2 separate regions of the Homo sapiens genome follow, and region 2 is linked to region 1. The links are chromatin contacts, found by Hi-C or POLR2A ChIA-PET in ENCODE. All regions are on one chromosome and are shown on one strand. Each heading gives the region's core, a stretch centred on a gene start or an enhancer-like site at or near the end of the contact. The rest is flanking DNA. Distances are from core to core; before and after follow the strand shown. Region 1 has its middle 40 kb from the start of SEMA4F. Region 2 overlaps LOC102724497 (a long non-coding RNA gene).

Evidence for each region. A loop is a pair of places that touch in the nucleus more often than their neighbours do. ChIA-PET counts read pairs that join two places held with the same protein, here RNA polymerase II (POLR2A). Pooled maps may share reads with other maps.
Region 2: a map of endothelial cell of hepatic sinusoid shows a loop between it and region 1 (5-fold over the local background). The contact joins two enhancer-like sites. A Hi-C loop is called at or near these places in 2 of 168 maps with a recorded cell type or tissue (endothelial cell of hepatic sinusoid and mammary epithelial cell), 1 of 37 single-sample maps with no recorded cell type and 1 of 50 pooled maps. POLR2A ChIA-PET finds 5 or more read pairs at or near these places in 2 of 52 experiments (MCF 10A and activated T-cell).

What each region holds. Positions count from the first base shown.
Region 1 is chr2:74,692,736-74,696,021 of GRCh38, forward strand. It overlaps a transcript of SEMA4F not described here. Among named protein-coding and RNA genes, the nearest start is that of SEMA4F, 40 kb to the left of the region's middle. Within about 2 kb of position 1,746, at least 2 of the 41 ENCODE cell types and tissues checked have a DNase peak (open chromatin) inside an H3K27ac peak, as active enhancers do.
Region 2 is chr2:74,739,062-74,742,347 of GRCh38, forward strand. All of the region lies in intron 2 of LOC102724497 (a long non-coding RNA gene), which reads left to right. Among named protein-coding and RNA genes, the nearest start is that of SEMA4F, 86 kb to the left of the region's middle. RefSeq lists an enhancer at 1,132-2,331. Within about 2 kb of position 1,815, at least 10 of the 41 ENCODE cell types and tissues checked have a DNase peak (open chromatin) inside an H3K27ac peak, as active enhancers do.

The DNA.
Region 1 (3,286 bases), core at 496-2,995:
TTCTGTTCAGAGGGGCAGGGACCAGGCAGAGCAGACCAGCTTGGTTTTTCACAAAGGTGGGAGTGAGTTGGAAAGTGGCCTTAGGTCACAAACACTAGCCACTTTAAGAGAAATGCAGCTCATCTCACTGACCTTGAAATGAGTTTTGCATGTGCACACACGAGTGTGTTTATTTGTGGGTGAAAGAAATTTATCTAAACAATTACATACATATGCTCGTAATAAAGCATTTAGGACATGCTGAAAAGTAAATAAAAATAAGAATCACTTCAAAACCCATAGGCCAGAGATACAATCTGTAAATATATTTTGGTGGATTTCCTTTCAGACTTTTCTCTATGTATATATTCAACATAGGGATATAAATAGATATTTTCAATAAACATAGTATGATACTATTTTGTAAACTGCTTCTTCCATTTGATACTATATCTTGGGTACTTTTCCACAATAAAATGTTATTCTATATCATCATCCTGCATAGGATTCTGTTGCTTGATATTTCTTATTTTAACTAACCTTCCATTGATTAACATCACATCATTTGAAAATAATACATTTGTTTCTTTCTTCTCTTTCTTATTTCAGCATGTTGGCTGGAACTTCCAGAACTGGCCCAGACAGAACTCATTCTTGACTTGAACCTGATTTTATAGCAGTGCCTTTAGTATTTCACCATTGTTTTTCACACTTCCTCTTGGTTTCTAATAGGTTTGTAATACAGAGGGAGTCTTTGCATTACCTCTAACACTAACAGGGTTTTATATTTTTCTTTTAAGAGGATAGGATGGATGTTGAATTATGTCAAATATCTTCATAAGCAGCCAGTAAGATGATGGTATAGTTTTTCTCCTTTAGCCTGTGAATGTCCTAGTGCTGAAGCCACGTTGGTTCCTAAGATCATCCCTGTGTTAGTGGTTTTGCAGATCGGGAAGGTGAAGTTGTTGCCTTGAAAATATTTCAGAAAAGGTAGCATGCTTTATAACCTGTGCTATACCTGCTCTTTTTAACTGTAAATCAAGGAAATTGTCCTCTATCAGTTCATAGGGTGTTTCCTCATTTTTTTTTTATTGCTACAGTGTTCCTTTGTGTGGTTGTGTCATAGTTTGTTTATTCAACCAGTTCCCAGTAGTGATAGATATTTGAGGTGTTTCCAGTCTTCTGCTGCAGTAAGCAACCCCATAAATCCATTATTTTGTAGGTGTGTGGATATACTTTAAAGTAAATTCTCAGAAACGGGACTGCTGTGTTAGAATGAACCAGGAAGCTTTCAGCCTTTTAGAGATAGATTACTAACAGATAAACTCTGATAGACTCAGGTAAACAGAGTTTAGACAACTTGGCTATAATATATTCCTATGTTTGATAAAACATCTGCAGACAAGACAGTTGAGCCTGGAATTGCTGCACGTGTGTGTGCATGTGTGTGTGCGTGCTTCTTTCATACCTTTTATGCTTTCTTCTTGATATTCATGCTTTCTCATAGCGATTCACATCCTTCAGTCTCTCATTTTTTTTAATGCACTTAGATTTTCCAGCACATGATGGAAGCAAGGAAGGTGATGAAATCATTGTTAGACATTGAGCAGCTTGGGGCCAGACACCTTGGCAGGTGCTCTGAGTATATTATTTCGAACTCTCATTTCAACCACACCAAGAGCCCTTTTGAACTCTTTTTACAAAATGAGGAACCCAGAGCTCAGTTTGCTCAAGGTCCCCAGCTAGGAAGTAGTAAATGCAGAGTTTGAAGCCAAGTCTATCTGCTCCACAGCCATATCCTCTTTATTAGCCACACCCATCCAGGATTTTTCCCCCAGCGTTCCTATTCCCAGTCATTCCCAGCTAACAATGAGTTGGGAAAGACTGATGCGTGGTGACATGTCCTAATAGTTAAAAACAATACCATTCAGCTTCTGGCTTATTCTTTTAAATAACAGCTCTGTGTTGCTATCTTCATTTTGATGCCAATCAGGTAAAATTAACAAACACTTGTGGAACATCTTTCAGGTGGAAAGCATGAGGCTAGTTGCTGTAGGGAATACAGAAGTGTAAGTCAAGACTTATGCTGGACAAGCTGAAGCTTAGTCTTGCCAAGCAATATGTACATTGACTGGTTAATGTAGCCTGTTTCTTTTTAGTGCTGAATAATATTCTATTGTCTGGATGTGCTGCAGTTTATTTATCCACTCGCCTCCTAAAGGACATCTTGGTTGCTTCCAGGTTTTGGCAATTATGAATGAAGCTGTTATAAACATACATGTGCAGGTGTTTTTGTGGATATGTTTTCAACTCCTTTTAGTAGATACTGAGGACTGTGATAGCTGGGAGGAGAATTTTTTTTATTATTTGAAATTTTGTTTTTGAACTAAAATGGTTTTTAAGGAATAAAAAGAGGAAAATTGTTGTGCTGGGATCTCTGCGTGTCTCAGCAGGTTATAGCAACACTGTCCACAACAGCATCAGACACTCAGCCAGATGTGAGTCGAGTTGCCTCCCGTGTAGCTGGGAGCAGACTCAATTGCAGAGCTGGTGTCTTATACTCGTAGAGCTCCTCTATCCTCCTTGAACCTTCAGGCTCTGTCTCCATGCTTCTCACACAATGATCTCCTTTGCACAACCTCAGAGCACAACAGTGCTTCTTTTCTGCACAGAGCACTCCCCTGTCTGGACTTTTGTCGTCCTCAGCCTTGCCTTTTTCTCTCCAAATGTAGCAGAGCAGTTGGCTCACCTTGTTTTCCATATCCTCTACCCATGGATTTCTGTTATCCCTACTCCCTCATCCCTACAACCCTCAACAGAAGTAAATCCAAATCAATGAATAAAACAACTGGACTTTGTCATATAGAGGGTAATTCCCCAAGAAACAGGACGCTGTATTAAACTCTTTCAAAAGAGTAAATGAGTTACCTTTTATATGACCAAATTGCTTTCTAAAAGGACTAATCCAAGTTAAAGTGCAAATTTAAAAGCCTCTGAATAAAGCCTAAGAGAGAAGTACATGGCATGGACGATTGACAAATATAATCCAAGAGCAGGAAGTAACCAGATATGAATTGTGAGATGCTGGGAATTCTCCCGAAGTTGGTGTCAAACATACTCATTAAACTTGATACTGTCTGTACAACGAAAGGGCACAGAAGGGAGTGGTAATACAACACAGGGTGCGATCCAGGAAAATACCTTATTTATAGAAGAGCAAGGCTGTAAGGGACTGAGAGCATACAGGGCCACCCTAGTCTCACAGCTGAGCAAATTCAGGGAAGCCAGGGCCCCACCTAAAATCAAA
Region 2 (3,286 bases), core at 565-3,064, 46 kb after region 1:
CTGTGTTTTTAAATCTTGATTTTGGTGATCATTTCATGAGTGCATGCATATGTCAAAAATTTCCAAATTGCACATCTTAATCATGAGCACTTTACTGAATATCAATTATACCTCAATAAAGCTGTTAAAAAACAACAACAAAAAAGAAGGTGTTGAGTCTGATAGGGTTGAGGCCAACTGCTACAGTACATTTGTGCAATGACAGGATTTTTGCACTGAGACACTTCCAAATGTCAGTATCTGTAGGATCTGTATGGCTTTCTTCCAGTATGATTCAATTTTCCAGATTAAGATTCTCTAGTCTCTTTGCTGGAGGATATGAACCTGATTGCCAGCATTCTTGGAAATAAGCAGGGGAAGGGTGAGGGGGTCTAACCATTCAGTGTGCAGGCTTTTACTTTCTTCTCTATTTTCAAGCCATCCCCTCACCCTCCCTTCCCCTCTTCCTGCTGTCCCCAGTCCAGTGCTTCTCTCACTACTGTTAATATTTATAGCTTCCCTTCCCCTAGAATACAGGCTTTAAACATGTTTCAATAGGACAATTATAAAAATAAAAGATTTGTTTGCAATCATTTATCTAGATGAACCCTTGGATGACAGAATCATTTGGTTATTAAGTGAAACCAGGACAGACATTTGGGGAAGGGGATGGCATTTTAACCTTTTGTGGAGCCATTCCCCATCAGACAATCCTTTGCTGCCACTGCCAGAGATAACACCAGGTAGGATGTGGCAATCCAGATCTTTTCATCTGGATGTCAGCAACAGCAAGGCAGGGGCCTGGACAGGATTCAGGTCACACAGTGTCTAGCTGGCTGGTGGAGCTTTGAGGTCTTTATAGAGAAGCTCTGCACTGAGATTATCATGAAGCCTGTGAGTGTTGGGGGTCAGCCTGAAGGCAGCATTCTCTGAGTGCTTCCAGCGGGAACTCCCTGTCGTTCGTGAAGGCAGCCGTGCTTCTAACACTGGAGTAGCAGCTACCACTTGTGAGCACTTACTGCATGCCAGGCACTGTGACAGGCACCTCTGACAAATTATTTCAATGATTTCACAACAGCACTACTGTTTTTATCCCCATTTCACAGATGAGGTGACTGAGACTCAAATAGATGCTCAAAGTCACTGAGCTAGGAAGTGTCAGACACAACCACATCCATGTGGACAGACTCCAGAGCTGGAGATTCGACCTGAATCCAAATACTGTTCTCCCCAGAACTCCAGTTGTGAGACTTTTAAGTGGAGCTTGGAGATTAAGGAACAACCCTTTTGGGGTCATTCTTGCTAGGGCTGTATGAAGACAGCAGGTGCACGCAGGCTACTGTGAAGTGCGGAACCACTTGGCTGGCAGCCTGGAATATAGAGGGGCAATCTTCTCAATGGGTTGTCAGGGCTACCACATTTTGGACTTGCTGCCAGGAGACCCAGGTTCAAGTCCCCACTCTGCTGCTATCTCACATTGTGACCTTGAGTGGTCACTAATCTCTCACTAGATACTGGGCCTCGGTAGCCTCGTCTGTTAAAGGGGATGACTCAACTTGGGTAAGTCTAAAGTTTTCTCAGCTTTAAAACGCAGGGATTCCATGTGTCACCTCTCCCAGGAATATTTGTATCTGTGGAATGAAAGACCTTTTGCTGCTGTCTCAGAGAAGTATTTATGCAGGTCAGGGGTCCTTTCCCAATGCGTTGGACTCATCCATCTGGAGGAGCTCTTCTACCGAAGGGCACTACCTTCTCACCAGGCTGTGGCAGCAGAGGGGTTAAACAGCATGCCCTGCCCTGCTCCAGGCAGAAGGGTTGTAGGACTTAATCACGTTTCAGCTTGGCTGTCGGGCTGTGAGTCACGGTTGCACTGCGATTATGTAAGCACGCAGGAATAGGTGGCATGACATATATGCTGCCAGCAGCCACGGGCCTCGCCCTTCCGAGTCACCACTACTTTTTAAGCCTTTTTTTGGATACAAGTTTCTTTGGGTTCATCTTTGGAATGGAAATGGAAGCATGATTGCAGAATAGGCAGAACAGGAATTATCCATCAATCAGAGAGAACCCAGCCCTTTAAGAGAAGCTGGAATTAGAATATGGAATTCCTGAGCCTTGAGCTGGCATAGCCGAGCCCTGGTTTATGCTCTTCCTGCCTCCCTCCTTTTTTCCCTCCTGCCTGTGTGCTCCACTTCCTCTCCTGAGACTCCCCCAAGGTAGCATCACTCCCACCAGGAGCCTCAGGCAGGAAAAATAAGGCCCAGAGAAGGGACTGTCCCTGGGGACGTGCACTGAGTGTGTGTGAGGGTGCGGGGCAGGAATAGGAGTGCCAGGAGTCTACCTCTGGAGCAATGCCTCCCACAGTATTTCTGTAGGGGAAAGGATAGAAACTCACTTCTTGGGTTCCTCCAATCACCATGCACATGTCAGTCCTTCAGCTATAAATGCAAAGGAAAGCCAGAACTGAGATTTGAGCTTTCTCACCATCTCCATGGTCAGATATCTCCACTGCCAAAGGGTTCATTCCGCCTCTGGGTTTATCTCTTTCTTCATGCTTCTTCCTGGCAGTGTCCTGTTGAAGCTTACCTTCCCATCTGTGTTTGCATCCACTCCCTAAAAACCACAAGACAAAACAAGAAAATAAAAGCCTCCTCCCCTCACTTAATCCACGGTTCTTTTTTCTTCCTGCTTACAAATTTCTTGAACTTGTATGTCTGTCCTTGCTGCTTCCACTTCTTCATCTCTCATTTGTGTCTGATGCAATAGGGCAATGAAGTGTCCTTGTGGTCCCTGGTGACCTTCTCATCGCTCAATCCCAAGGCCTTTTTTTAGTCTTCATCCAATTTAACCTCTTGGCAACATGTGACATGCTGCCAGCCAGCTGCTCCCTCTTTCTAATGCTCTCTCCTCTTGGCTTCTGTGACCCATCTCTTTACTACTCTGTCTGTTTCTCCAATGCCCTCTTCCTGGTCTCTCTTGACATCTTCTCTTCCCTGATCTGCATGCCACCTATATGGTGTACGTCCTCATGTATTTATAAGTAAGTAGGTGTTTATTTCTTGTCTCCTTCCCAAGAGGATTTAAATAGGTGGCACAAATATACACTACACTAGGGTAATAAAATAGGGAGTAAGATGCAACTGGTGGAGAATTAAGATCAAATTGGCCGGGCGCGGTGGCTCACAGCTTTAATCCCAGCACTTTGGGAGGCTTAGGCGGGAGGATCACTTGAGGTCAGGTTTGGCCAACATGGCAAAACCCCGTCTCTACTAAAAATACAAAAATTATCTGGGTGTGGTGGCGCATG